Linked DNA regions of Homo sapiens: region 2 is linked to region 1. Evidence: chromatin contacts called from ENCODE Hi-C or POLR2A ChIA-PET data. All regions are on one chromosome and are shown on one strand. Each heading gives the region's core, a stretch centred on a gene start or an enhancer-like site at or near the end of the contact. The rest is flanking DNA. Distances are from core to core; before and after follow the strand shown.

Region 1 (6,845 bases), core at 2,563-5,062:
GCTGTGGTCTGCCCTCCTGGGCCCTGGGGGAGAAGACAAGGCTCCCACAATTACAAGGCAGGACCCTGCCCTGGGGAGGGAGCCAGGGGCTGTGTGGATACAGCGGGGACACAGAGCTGTGGATTGAATCGTGTCCCCAAAACTTCAGGCCCACCTGGAACCTCCGAACGTGGCCTTATTTGGAAACGGTCTTTGCAGATACCACTAGTTTAGAATCTGGAGATTAGATCATCCTGCATTTACAGTGGGCCCTGAATCCAAGCACAGGCATCCTCCTAAGAAGAGGGCCGTGGGGCACTCGCTTCGGCAGCACAGACACTAGGGGGCAGTTTGGACACAGATGCACAGAAGGAAGGTGGCTGTGGGAGGACGGAGGCGGAGACAGGGCTGATGCTTCCACAGGCCAAGAAATGCCCAGGACAAGCGGCAGCCGTGGGAGCTGGGGGGGCGGTGTGGGAGGGAGTCTCCTTCAGAGCTTCCAGAGGAACCAGCCCTGTGGACATCTTGATTTTGGACTTCTGGCCTCCAGAACTGGGAGAGATAAACGTCTGCTGGTTTTGTCTGTTTGTTTTGAGATGGAGTTTCTCTCTTGTCACCCAGGCTGGACTGTAATGGTGCAATCTCGGCTCACCGCAACCTCCGCCTCCTGGGTTCAGGCGATTCTCCTGCCTCAGCCTCACAAGTAGCTGAGATTACAGGTGTGCACCACCACGCCCAGCTAAGTTTTGTATTTTTAGTAGAGACGGGGTTTCTCCATGTTGGTCAGGCTGGTCTCGAACTCCCAACCTCAGGTGACCCGCCTGCCTCGGCCTCCCAAAGTGCTGGGATGATAGGCATGAGCCACTGCACCCGGCCAAACTTCTGCTGTTTTAAGTCGCCCCATTTGTGGTACTCTGTGATGGGTACCTTAGGAAATCAAGGGAGGCTTCCTGGAAGAGGTAATGTCTAAGCTGAGGCCTGAAGCATGGGGTCGCCAGGCAGAACAGCGGGGCAGGCATGGGGCAGACAGAACCAGATGTCAAGCTGCGATAGGGAGGGGAGAGGCAACCAGGGCATCCCCTGCAGGGCCTGGAGAACCCACCTGGGAAGGGCGGGGGTGGGGCTCCGGAGGTGTCAGGGCGCCTCCTTGCTCTCAGGGTTGCATGCATCTGTGGGGAGGAAGACATCCGTGAGATGCTGACGGCCAGGACCGCCCTCGCTTCCCGCAGCCCCCAACCCCTGGGTGCCAAGGGCCACTGGACAGCTCCACCATCCCCAGAGAGTGGAGCCCAGAGCTTCCCTCCCAGCGCTGCCCAAAGCCTCTCCCGTAGTCTGTTCTGGGGGAGGTGGGGTAGGGGCTGCAGGGGCTGCCAGCCCACCCCTGGAAGAGAAGACCACCTGCTGCCCGCACACTGCCTGTGCTGTGAGGGGAAGGAAGGGTGGGCTCATGGGAAGGGAGGGAGAGGCTGGGGGGCATGGGGTGGGCGGGGCTTGCCAGGGTACCTGACTGGGGCAGCATGACCATCATGTCCTTGGGGAGCCCCAGGGTCGGGTAGAAGTCCTGGAAGGACTTCAGAGCCTGGGGACTCACATCCTGGGTCCGGCCTGGGCAGAGCAGAGGTCACTGTGAACTCAGCAGCTCACAGGAGTGCAGCACGGGGTCTCCTGGCCTCACTCCACCAGCCTGAGGGCTGACAGCAAGGCCGCCACCCTGGGTTGGGCAGGTTGTGCGCGGCATAAAGCTCCTGCCTGGCTGAAGGAAACTTGGGGCCCCCTTCCCCAATTCACACCAAGATGTCTGGGAGGTTGGGGTGGTCTGGCTGTCCTCCTGGGCCCCACTACCCCTTGAGCCTCTTTCCCTGCAGCCCGGAAGCCTCCAGCCTCACTCTGTCGGCTCCAATCGGGGAGTCCCCAGGAGTTAAAGAACCTGAGCCCCAGCCGGCGCGGTGGCTCACGCCTGGAATCCCAGCACTTTGGGAGGCCGAGGCGGACGGATCACGAGGTCAGGAGATCGAGACCATCCTGGCTAACACGGTGAAACCCCGTCTCTACTAAAAATACAAAAAATTATTTATATTTTTACAAATACAAATACGGGCATGGTGATGGGCGCCTGTAGTCCCAGCTTATCGGGGGGCTGAGGCAGGAGAATTGCTTGAACTGGGGAGTCGGAGGTTGCAGTGAGCCGAGATCGCGCCACTGCACTCCAGCCTGGGCGACAGAGTGAGACTCCATATTAAAAAAAAAAAAAAAAAAGAACCTCAGCCCCAGCCCCAGAACTCAGGCAGCGAGGCCAGGCAGGGAAGGGCGGGGCACCACTCTCAGGAGGCCAGAGAGGAGCATGCACCGCGGGACCCTCCCCCAAGCCAACCTCCTCCACATCCAAAGCACGGCGGGCCCAGCTCCCACCCCACCCGGTCCTGGCCAGGCCAGGAGTGTGTGCGAAGGGTCACAGCAGGAGAGGGCATGGGGCAGCACCAGAAGGGGCGGGCCCGGGGATGAGGAGGCGGAGCCTAAACTCGGCCTAAAAGGCGGGGGGCGGAGGGGTGAGGGCGGGGCCTGTGAGGAGGCGCGGGGCGGCAGGCGGGCGGGGCGGGGGTAGGCAGAACGGGGGGCGGGGCCTGTGGGAAGTTGGGGAGGGGCCAGTGCGGGGAGGTGGGACAGGCACTCACTGTAGAGCTGCACCATGGTGCTGAGGGCCCCCTCCAGCTCCTTGTAGATGTAAAGGACGGCGAAGGAGCTGTAGTCTGTGTCCACGATGCGCACGTCCAGGTAGCCCAAGGCTGCGGAGAGGCAGGCGGCCTTTTCAGGCTGGAGAAGTGGATGGGCCCGGGCACCGACCCCACCCATGCCTGCCCCTGCTGCTGGGCTGTGAGCCTGTTCCCCGAAGACAGAGGAGGGGCGGGGAGGGCGGGCAGGGGGCTGGAGACTGGGATGGACAGCTTGGGCCCGGGTGGAAAGTCAGCCCCACGTCACCCCCAGAGAAGCGGCATCCAGCACCCCTGAAGGCAGAGGAGGCAGGACCTACCCGGGACTCTGAAGTGTCCCTCGGAGCCCACCTTCAGGTACTCGGCATCCACCTGGTTACAGCCGTCCGCCCTGGGGGTGCACAGCCGGCTCACTCATGGCACCCAGCTACCTCAGCTCCCCAGCCCAGCCCAGGCAGCCCAGCCCAAGTAACTCACCCCGGGAACTCCATGTGGACGTGGAGGCCGCCCTCCTCTGTGGGCCTGATGGCCCTGGTGGACATGGACAGGTGGTCCTTCTTGCCCAGGAAGACCCTGCAGTCAGATGCCATGGAGACCACGTACCAGAGGCCTGAGAACTGCCGGGGGCTTAGTCACCCGCAGGCCAGGACAGCCAGCAGCAGGGCCCTCCTTGCCCAGGGACCCAGGGGACAACTCAGAAGTCACACAGCAAGGGGTCTCGGAGTGGCCATGTCTTGGGTGTGAGCTGAGCCCAGGTGGACAGGAACTCATCTTGGGTAGGTCACAGTGCAACTGTGAGCCTCAGTTCCCAGCTGTGAAGTGGGTGCAGTAATGATCCATTCACAGGTTGGTTTAGGATTAAGCGCAGAGTGGGTCTATAGCACGTGCCTGGCCGGGCACAGAGCAAGCGCCCCAGGAAAGGCAGTTGTCACAATTATCACGTTGTCTCTGGCAGGGGCCCAGCTCCCACCCACCACAGGACAGCAGAGGCCCCTGGTACCTTTTCAGCATTGAAGTCAGGCTGCAGCAGAACCTCAGCCTGAGCCGTGGGCGCCCAGAGCAGGGTCAGGATTGCGCCGAGCAGGAATGACATCATCCCCTCCCCTGCCCTCCAGCCCCTGGTGCTGAGTCCCCAAGCCCCAGGGGGCCAGCTTTATAGCCCAGGCCACCACCTGGGTGCACCTGCTCCTGGGCGGAGCAGATGGAAGCGGAAGGCACTTCGGCTCTGAGACTCCGGCCCCCTTGTCCATTGTTTGGCACAATCACTCGGATGTCCCCCAGCCCAGGGGGTCATTTCCTGGAGGGCTCCAGACAGCCAGGCTCTGGCCTGATGCACCCGGGCTGAGGATTTGTCCCCTAGGCCTGCCAGACTATGTCACCAGTCACGGGGCCACTGCCAAGCCACAGCAGAGACTTGTCCTGCCTTGCCTGGACTCGCACCCAAGCCCCTCTGTCCACACTCTGTCTGGCTGGGCTGGGCCAGGGCCTTTGGGGTACAGCTGCAGAGAGCTGGGCTGGGGTTGGTCTGGCTAGGCCCCCTCTCCTGGGATCTGGCCACCCAGAAAGCCCCCTTCTCTCACCCCCAACATGGGGGGTAGGGTCACACTGGCAGAGTGTCCAGGGCAGAGCTTGTGCCCCCACACTGTGAGAGAGGCCTGGGCACCCCTCACTCCAGACCCCCACCACCCCCGATGCAGCCCCCAGCTGGGCTTCCAGCAAGCAGGCCAGGGACCGGACGGGACCGGACAGGGCTGGGCTGGCCCTGGGGAGGATTACGGCATTGGATACCGCCTTATCACTGGTTGTATAAGCGTGCAGGGGGCAATGACGCCAGGAAGGCGCCGCAGTCTGGCAGAGGCAGGAACCTCCCAAGTGACCTCTCTGTGTCCCCACAGAGCACCCAGGGACACTGGGCAAGGAGCAGCAGGTGGCCTCGGAGCACGCCCAGACCCCTCTGGTCAGGGGCGGGAGTCCTGCCAGGGAGGCCAGCACTGCCAGTCCTCTGGAGTGAGAGTGAGGCAGGAGAAGAGGGCCTGGACGCAGGGAGCCCAAGGGCGTCCTAGAACCAAATCAACTGGAAACACTAACGATGACGGGAATGTGAATGGCTTTGTACCTTCACTCCATCCTCTCCGTTTACGTAGGGCTCATACCGAGTACATGACTTCGTTTTGTTTGTTTGTTTTTTGAGATGGAGTTTTGCTCTTGTTGCCCAGGCTGGAGTGCAGTGGTGCACTCCTTGGCTCTCTGCAGCCTCTGCCTCCCGGGTTTAAGCGATTTTCCTGCCTCAGCCTCCTGACTATCTGGGATTACAGGCACCCGCCACCACACCCAGCTAATTTTGTATTTTTAGTAGAGACGGGGTTTCTCCATGTTCATCAGGCTGGTCTTGAACTCCCGACCTCAGGTGATACACCCACCTCAGCCTCCCAAAGTACTGGGATTACAGGCGTGACAGTATGCTCAGCCGAGAAAATGACTTTGACTTCATCCTCTTCATTTACATAGGGCATACACCAAGTAACCAATGGTAAACCGCTAGAGGATATTGAAACACTAGAAAATTCTGTAACCGGGGCCCTTGAGCTGCTTGCTCAGCCCGCTCCCACCCTGTAAAGAGTGCTTTCATTTTCAATAAATTTCTGCTTTTGTTGCTTCATTCTTTCCTTGCTTTGTTTGTGTGTTTTGTCCAATTCTTTGTTCAAAATGCCAAGAACCTGGACACCCTCCACTGGTAACGTGAGAGGGGGACAGGGTCAGAGAAAGACCCTTGGCCCCCAGCATCGGGGAAGGGAAGGAGCCGAGGGCTTCTGCTTGTGGCCTCCACTGGTCTTCAGGAGGTTCCAGTTCCCAGCCACGCCCCTGACAGGTTCACCTAAGCCAGCAGTTAGATACAGCAGGAAAACTGTGGTCAGCAAGCCACCCAGATGCCGAAGCAAGAGACCGAGGGCACGAGCTGTTCCAGTTTAATAAAATATATAAAATAACAAGAGTTATACTAGATCTAGATCATAGACATGATTATATATGAATATTATTAATCATTAGCTTGTAGCAATTACTCTTTATTCCAATATTATAATAATCCTTGCTCTACAATTATAACCTAGGAAAAACCAGGCCATACAGAGATAGGAGCTGAGCGGACATAGTGAGAAGTGACCAGAAGACAAGAGTGCGAGCCTTCTGTTACGCCCTGACAGGGCCACCAGAGGGCTCCTTGGTCTAGTGGTGACGCCAGCGTCTGGGAAGACACCTGTTGCCAAGCGGACCGTGATCTAGCAGTAGCGTCAGTGTCAAGGGAAAACACCTGCTACTTAGCAGACAGGGAAAGGGAGTCTCCCTTTCCCCGGGGGAGCTTAGAGAGGACTCTACTCCTCCACCTCCTGTGGAGGGCCTGACATCAGTCAGACCTGCCCGCAGTTATCCAGAGGCCTAACCGTCTCCCTGTGATGCTGTGCTTCAGTGGTCACGCTCGTAGTCCGCCTTCATGTTCCATCCTGTACACCTGGCTCTGCCTTCTAGATAGCAGTAGTCAATTAGTGAAAGTACTAAAAGTCTCTGATATGCAGAAATAATGATGTAAGCTGTCTCTCTCTCTCTCTCTCCGCCTTGGCTGCCAAACAGGGAAGGGCCCCCCATCCGGTGGACACGTGACTCACGTCACCTTACCTATCATTGGAGATGACTCACACTCTTTACCCTGTCCCTTTTGCTTTGTATCCAATAAATATCAGCACAGCCAGACATTCGGGGCCACTACCGGTCTCCACGTCTTGGTGGTAGTGGTCCCCAGGCCCAGCTGTCTTTTCTTTTATGTCTTTTTCTTGTGTCCTTATTTCTATGCCCTCTCATCTCAGCACACAGGGAGAAACTCACCAACCCTGTGGGGCTGGTCCCTACAGAAAACATCTACAAAACGCATACACCTGAGACGAGACTGAAATCCAGCATCCATGAGGAACTCCCAAGACTGAGTAATAAGAAAACAAGCCACTCCATTAAAAATAAAAAGAGGCCAGGTGTGGCATCTCACGCCTGTGATCCTCGCATTTTGGGAGGCCGAGGCGGGTGGATCACCTGAGGTCAGGAGTTCGAGACCAGCCTGGCCAACATGGTGAAACCCTATCTCTTCTCAAAATACAAAAATTAGCCGGG
Region 2 (6,845 bases), core at 3,901-6,400, 510 kb after region 1:
GCTGGAGGCGTTGCAGAAGGCCCTGGAGCCTACAGGCCAGGTGGGTGCCCGGGGGGGCTGCATCTGAAGGCACCTGGTCCCTACCAGCCCGTGTGTGCTTGCCAAGCTGCCCTTGTGGTGCTTGTGTGTGGTCGGTGGGCACCCACCCCTGTGCCCCCTGGGCCTGCCCATGCGCCTCGCCTGCCCCATGGTGTGGTTCCCCGCAGAGCGGAGAGGCAGTGAAGGAGCTTTACTCCCAGCTCGGCGAGAAGCTGGAACAGCTGGATCACCGGAAGCCCAGCCCGGCACAGGCTGCGGAGACGCCGGCCCTGGAGCTGCCCCTCCCCAGCGTGCCCGCCCCTGCCCCGCTCTGAGGGCCCTCCAGACCTGCTCGGGTGCTGGGGCCATGCCGAGTCGCGGCCCTGCTCAGCCGGAAGAGGCTCCCGGACCTGGATGTACAGGGCAGTCTCTCTTCCCGGGGCTATGGCTGGGCCTGTCCTGCCGTCATGGCCCCCTGCTTCCTGCTCCTTGGAGCTGGCTCCCGGACCTTGCCCACCATCCATGCAGTGGCTCCCAGGGCAGAGCCTCTCCTTGTACTTTGGCAGCCATAGAAAGCGTGCTCATTTTCTGTTTTCCTGTGTTAGGAAAAAACCACCTGTTTTCCAAGGGGAGAGGGCGGGGCCTGAGGGTGGGGGCGGGGCCTCTTCATTGGCCCAGCTTGGCGAAAGCGAGGCACACTGCTTACTGCCTTGGGGTTGTGGAGATGGACCCGTGACCTCGTGGAGGCCGTGTGGGGGCAGCAGCCTGGCCTGTGCCATGGTGGGTGTCCTGGGGCCTGTGCGGAGGGAGCCACCTCACCCTGCAGCCCAGTTTGCAGGTGTGGCCTTGTTTCTCCTTGCCCAGCAGTGCTGCCTTCAGCGGCCGTGACGGGGCCAGCTGGACACACGGTGAGATTTTCTCGTATGTAAATAAAAGGCATTTTGGTAAACGTGGAGGCTGAGATGTCTCTGTGCCTGCCCTGAGGTTGGATGTAGCTCAGATGGACACAGGCATTTGTGCTATGGAGCCAATACTTGGGGCTTTGTGGGCCACAGCCTCTCTGGACTGCTCAGCCCTGTCTGTGACCAGCAGCTGGGGACGATATAATAATTTCTGGGGGAGGTTGATATAATAATTTCTGGGGGAGGTTGATAAAATTTCTGGGGGAGGATATAATAATTTCTGGGGGAGGTTGATATAATTTCTGGGGGAGGATGATATAATAATTTCTGAGGGAGGTTGGCAGGAAGCCCTCACCCTCGGGGCTTTGGTGCCCCTAAGACGCAGATCAGCTGCTTTGTTTTTGTCCTGCGATTCCAGGGGGCACCTCTCACCTCCTGGTGCACACCAGGGACAGGAGCCCTGGAGGCCCAGGATGTGCCATGGGTCACAGGCACAGAGCCAGGGCCATTTCCAGCAGATGAGACCTCAAAGCCGGGCAGCAGTTCATAGCATGCAGGGGCGATGGCCCGGCTGCCAGGTGTCACTGTCCTTGGCTCGCAGCATGCAGGGGCGATAGCCTGGCTGCCAGGTGTCACCGTGTCCTCAGAGACGCCTGTTGGCGAGCTCGCCTCCCTGGAGTGTGAGGCCACAGCTGAGCAGGTTGGGACCTGTTGGGTGAGACAAGCCCATGGTGCTGGGATCTCGTGGGTATGGGAGTCTCTGAGCTGGTATCCTCTGGGGCAGAGCCAGGGACGCCTGGGACTCTGTTGCACCTGTGCATGGGGCTTGTGGTCTACACTGGGAGATCTGTGCCTCAGTTTATTGTGGTCTACACTGCCGGATCCATGCCTCAGTTTATCCAGTCATGTCTCTCCAAGAGCCCCAGGGCAGGCGGAGAAGTCCCAGCCTGAGGGCTTTGGTTGGGAGCTGGGGACCCAGGTGAGGCTGGGTGTCTGGGGCTGGCCTGGCTGGTGGGTGGAGGGCGCAGGTTCTGGGTAGGTGTGAGCAGCAGAGGAGTCTTGGAGGGTCCAGGGCTCTGAACCTGCCCAGGTGGGCTGTGACGGGAAGATGAAGGGCTTGTCTGACAGGCACATGCAATGGGTTTGGGGCTGTGGAGCTCAGAAGAGACTGGGGCCAGGTTGTGGATCTGGATGCTGTCATAGGGAGTGGTGTTTGAGCTACTGACTGGGCCAGATCAGCCCAGGTGAGGGAGAGCAGCCGTGTGCTCTGGGCGGGCCTTCCTGGCCAGCTGGGGCGGGGGGGTGGCAGCTGGCAGCAGATTGGGTGCCCCACAGCCCAGGGAGGAGGGGCTGAGGAACAGTGCTTTGGAGGGAGAGCTGAGGAAGCAGGAGAGGCCTGGAGACCCAGCTGAGAGGCACTAAGGAGTGGGATGAAGGTCAGTTCCGGCCAGGAGTGCGTGCTTTTTTTGCTTTTTTTTTTTGAGATGGAGTCTCGCTCTGTCGCCCGGTCTGGAGTGCAATGGCGCAATCTTGGCTCACTGCAAGCTCCGCCTCCCGGGTTCACACCATTCTCCTGCCTCAGCGCCCCCCCCACCCCAGCATCTGGGACTACAGGCACATGCCGCCACGCCCGGCTAATTTTTGTATTTTTAGTAGAGACGGGGTTTCACTGTGTTAGCCAGGATGGTCTCGATCTTCTGACCTTGTGATCCACCTGCTTCGGCCTCCCAAAGTGCTGAGATTACAGGCGTGAGCCACCGCGCCCGGCCTGGTTTTTTTTTAAAGATAGAAGAAATAGATGTTTCTGGGCTGATGGGAATGACCCAGTAGGGTGAGGAGTGGAGGATGGTCCAGGGGCTGGGCTGTCACTGAATGAGCAGGTGGCCGGGGTCTCAGCACAGCAGGGGTGTCCTCAGAGGAGGGCTGATGGGCGCAGATGCTGGGGTGACGGCTGAGGAGACACTGGGAGTCCACTGCTGCTGCCTCCCATTTTCTCAGGTCTTGGGCTAGGAGGCAGGATAGGGGGAAGTGGCAGGGGAGAGGACGAGTAGAGGACTTGACTGTAGGAGGAATGGTCAGTGAGTGGACCCGGGTGCCTGGTTTGGTCACTGGGCAGCGGGCGCGTCCTGTCCAGGGCGCCTGCAGGGGGTGCCAGGCCTACGGGTGGGGAGTGAAGGACAGAGAGTGAGGAGCCCGTGGGTGAGGGACTGGTGAGGTGGAGGGTGTGAATTGCAAGGACTGGGATGGGACCGTGCGTGGACGGCTGAGCCTCGGGGGCGCATGGTTACTGTAGCGAAAGCCTTTAGGGGCAGAAAGAGCAGAGCTGCCTGAGCGACTGGGTGTGGACGCTGCTGGGAAGTTAGGGAGAAGGACTTGGTAGGGGAGGACCGAGGGCCCAGGCACGGGAGGCATCGTCTGGTGAAGTGAAACCTATGGGGAATTTGGGAGGAGAAGTGGGGAGGCTGCCCACGGTTTGGGGAAAACAACCTTGCTGGCAAGGGCTGGGGGAAGCAGTGAGGGTGAAGTCCTTTCAGAGGCTGAGAACATGTACTGTGTTTGTGGGTGATGGACATGAATTCTGGGCGCAGCGGCAGGGCTGGGTTGGGTAGGGAGGCGGGAGGGGAGGCCTCCTGGAATGGGAATGGGTGTGATTGGGGGTGGCCCTGGGTATCACAGGAGATGGTGATGGCCCTGGGAGCTGGGGTTCTGGGGCTCCCTTCACCCCTGTAGATGGGAGAAAGTGCAGGGGGTGAGGCCTTGGCCCAGGCCTCAGATTCACCTTTGACCCATAGGGCCAGGTCTTGGGGCACCCCTTGAGCGAGTCCCTTTCCTGCAGAGGGCTCTGGCCTGAGGATTTGCTGGGCCAGCCTCTGGCAGAAGCAGCTCCAGCCCTGGGTGCACTTGGAGGCAGGGCAGAGGCTTTGCTGCAGGTTTTCCAGGGCTCGGTCAGCCTGCATCTGCCCGAGGGCCTCCCCTCCAGGGTCCTCTCTGTGTCAGAAGAAGCACCGAGACTCAAAGCCTGAGGCCCCCAAAGGACCCCAACCTCCGTGCTGGGGCCACGGGGCCTGGACAGCCAACCTCCTTCCGCTCTGGTCCCACAGAGGCCGGGGAGTGGGCCCAAAGAGCACCAGCATTCCACCTGGTGTGTGCGGCCCCCGCGGCCTCGACAATTGGGGATCCGGGCCCCCGAGCACCCCTTGCACAGGGGAGGGGAGCCCTAGGCCTGGCTCCTGGAGGGGAGCGTGATAGTCCGGTGGACCCCATACCCTGGAGAGAATGGAAACCCCCAACCCACGACCGGTTTCCCTGATGGAGCCTGTCTGGTTGGGTGCAGTGTGTGAGGAATATACAGCTGGAACCATCAGGCCCGGGCTGGCTGTTGGGAGGAGTGGGGCGTCCCTGGGACTGCGGGGTCCTGAGCTGAATGCCAGCAGCACTGGTGTGGCTGGAGCGGCCACCTTGCCCCTCCTTGGAAGGCGGCTTCCAGGCTGGGCCAGGGTAGGAGGAGTCCAGGGTCCTTTAGGCAGGCCGGCAGGGGGAAGGGCCCAGAGCTCCAGCTCCTGGCTCCCGGCCCAAGTTGTTTCTAAATTTGTTCCCCAACCCCCACAGGGACCCTGAGCCGCACGTGGTTTTTTCCGTGATAGAACTTCCGTCTGTGTGTGCTGGCCTGTCCTGGGCAGGGGGCTCCAGGCTGGGGACGGAGGAAGGGGGAAAGGAAAGACAATGAGCCCACTTTGGGGGGCCCCCGATTGGGGTCAGGAGGGGAATGAAAAAGCGGGGAGAGGAGTAATAAGAGAGGGATTGGGGGTATGCAGCTCGGCAGAGGACCCTGCCCGCCCCCTGTGCTGCTGCCTTGCTCCCGCCTTGCTTACACAGGGCCTGGAGCCCCTCCCCCCAGCTGTAAGCCCTGTGTGTGGGGTGACAGGTGGAAGGGATAACCTGGGGGAGGTGGGGGCCCTGGAGGACAGGCTGAGGTGCAGGAGCCCAGGGTGGGGGCACAGCATGCAGCAGGGGCCCTCGGCCTCACCAGGTGTCCTGAGCCTGACCAAGCCAGGAGGGCTCTGAGCGCTAGAGAACTGAAGCGGGAATGTGACCTCCGGCCAGGGGATCTGGGCAAGCCGGCCAGGCCTCCCCCCTTTGGCGCCTCCGTCCAGCCCAAGTCCCGCCTGGGCCGCACCCCCTGACTCACTTCCTTTGCATAGAAGCGGAAACCTCCCCAGAGCTTCCTCTACTCCGGCCGGCCGCTCCCTGGGGACCCACAGGTGTCGCTGCCCCTCCAGGCCGAAGCTGGCCCAGGAGGCCCCTGGCCCACCCCCTCGCCCTGGGAGGCGCATTTCCTGCTTGGAGTCTCAGGCCCCAGCGTCTGGCACAGGCAGGGGCCTGCGGAGCTGAGGGCAGTGGACCAGCTGCAGGTAGGGGGTGGGTTGGGGCCCAGGGCCCAGTTCCTGCCAGTCAGTGGCTCTCTTGCTCCGACCGGCCTCTTCTTTCTGTCCATCTTTTCGTTTCACCTCCACTAGTCTCCGGGGGGCTCCCTGCACTGCTCAGCTCGTTCACTGGAGGGGTGTTGGGAGGACCCCAGTTTTGGAGTCGGGGCTGGGAGGCCTGGGTTGAGCCTGGGGACGGGGCCCGGGCCTATTCTCAAAATCATAAGTTCCAGCCAGACCCCCGCCAAGTGTTCTGGAGCGTGTGGGGGCGTCTCTGAACTCCTGGGCGCTCAGGCCTCTGCTTCCCGCGGCCCCTCCTTGGGAGACGGCCCAGTCCAGTGGGAGCCGCGGGCGGGGGCAGGGTCCGGGGGTGACTGTTCACCCCAGTGGGCGCCTGGGCGGCCACTGACTCCTTCGACGACTCCTCCAGGAAGCCGGGGCGGCCACCAGATAAGCCTCTACCCCGCCACTTCCTCAAGGCCCGCGGCCGTTTATGGGAAGACCCGAGAGATTTGCATCGGGGCCCTGCGGAGGGGCGGAGGGGCGGAGGGGCGGAGGGGTCGCTTGCCGGTCTGAGGGGCGAGGCCGCGACCAGGCCCCTGGCCCTGGGGCAGCCCGGGCCGCACCCCACGGGACTCCCAGGGGGTAAGATCACTCCGGGGACCGGTTCCGGCGGCCCGCGGGAAAGGGCAGTGGCGGGAGTCCAGAGACCCTCCCCGTCTTCCCGTTGCAGGGAGGGCGACCTGTATGCGGAGCGCCGTTCCTGCGACATGGACCGCGGCCAGCCCAGCCTGGAGCCTGCTGCCGCGGCCCCCCGAGCCTCGGGCCGGTGCGTGATCGCGCCCGTGCGCGCTGTGCTCCGCCTGCGCCGCCGGGTGTGTGTCCTACGCAAACGGCGCCTCCTGCAGCCGGGTGGGGGGCCCGACGTCGGGACCGGGGCGCCCAGGCCGGGCTGCAGCCCCCGGGCACCGCGCGCGGACCTGGACCAGCCAAAGTTCTTCACCTTCGACAGCCCCGCGGAGCTACCCTCCAGGACGCCACGCAAGAAGCGCCGGCGCAGCCGCCTGGTGCTTTACCCGGAGACCTCGCGCAAGTATCGGCCGCGCGTGGAGCACAGGAGCCGCGCGCAGCGCTGCCTTCTGCTGCTAGTCGCCATCGTGGGCTTCCAAGTTCTCAACGCTATCGAGAACCTGGACGATAACGCGCAGCGCTATGACCTCGACGGGCTGGAGAAAGCGCTGCAGCGCGCGGTGTTCGGCCAGCCCGCTGCCGTATCGCGCATCGTGGCGCTGATGCGGGACTACCTGGCCACGCATGTGCACAGTCGTCCGCTCCTCCTGGCGCTGCACGGGCCCAGTGGCGTGGGCAAGAGCCACGTGGGCCGCCTGCTGGCGCGCCACTTCCGCTCGGTGCTGGAGGACAGCGCGCTCGTGCTGCAATACCATGCGCGGCACCACTGCCCCGAGGCGCGCGCCGCACAGGACTGCCGCGAGGAGCTGGC

Evidence for each region. Hi-C counts contacts between places; a loop is a spot of excess contacts on that map. ChIA-PET counts read pairs that join two places held with the same protein, here RNA polymerase II (POLR2A). Pooled maps may share reads with other maps.
Region 2: a loop to region 1 is called in a pooled map, with 2.3 times the contacts of the local background. The contact joins the promoter of TOR4A here to the promoter of LCN15 in region 1. A Hi-C loop is called at or near these places in 1 of 50 pooled maps. POLR2A ChIA-PET finds 5 or more read pairs at or near these places in 3 of 52 experiments (B cell, T-cell and common myeloid progenitor, CD34-positive).

What each region holds. Positions count from the first base shown.
Region 1 is chr9:136,760,706-136,767,550 of GRCh38, forward strand. It overlaps LCN15 (lipocalin 15), which reads right to left and starts at 3,813. Exons shown (of 7, transcript NM_203347.2): 1 at 3,688-3,813; 2 at 3,165-3,304; 3 at 3,008-3,078; 4 at 2,652-2,762; 5 at 1,483-1,584; 6 at 1,082-1,148. The coding sequence starts at 3,783. The coding sequence ends at 1,114. LOC107987143 (a long non-coding RNA gene) reads right to left here. Exons shown (of 3, transcript XR_001746981.2): 3 at 5,638-6,845. RefSeq lists enhancers at 2,536-3,183, 5,459-5,508, 5,519-5,568.
Region 2 is chr9:137,272,576-137,279,420 of GRCh38, forward strand. TOR4A (torsin family 4 member A) reads left to right here and starts at 5,151. Exons shown (of 2, transcript NM_017723.3): 1 at 5,151-5,332; 2 at 6,078-6,845. The coding sequence starts at 6,115. It overlaps NELFB (negative elongation factor complex member B), which reads left to right. Exons shown (of 13, transcript NM_015456.5): 12 at 1-40; 13 at 207-967. The coding sequence ends at 353. RefSeq lists an enhancer at 2,231-2,410 and silencers at 5,052-5,371, 5,652-5,711.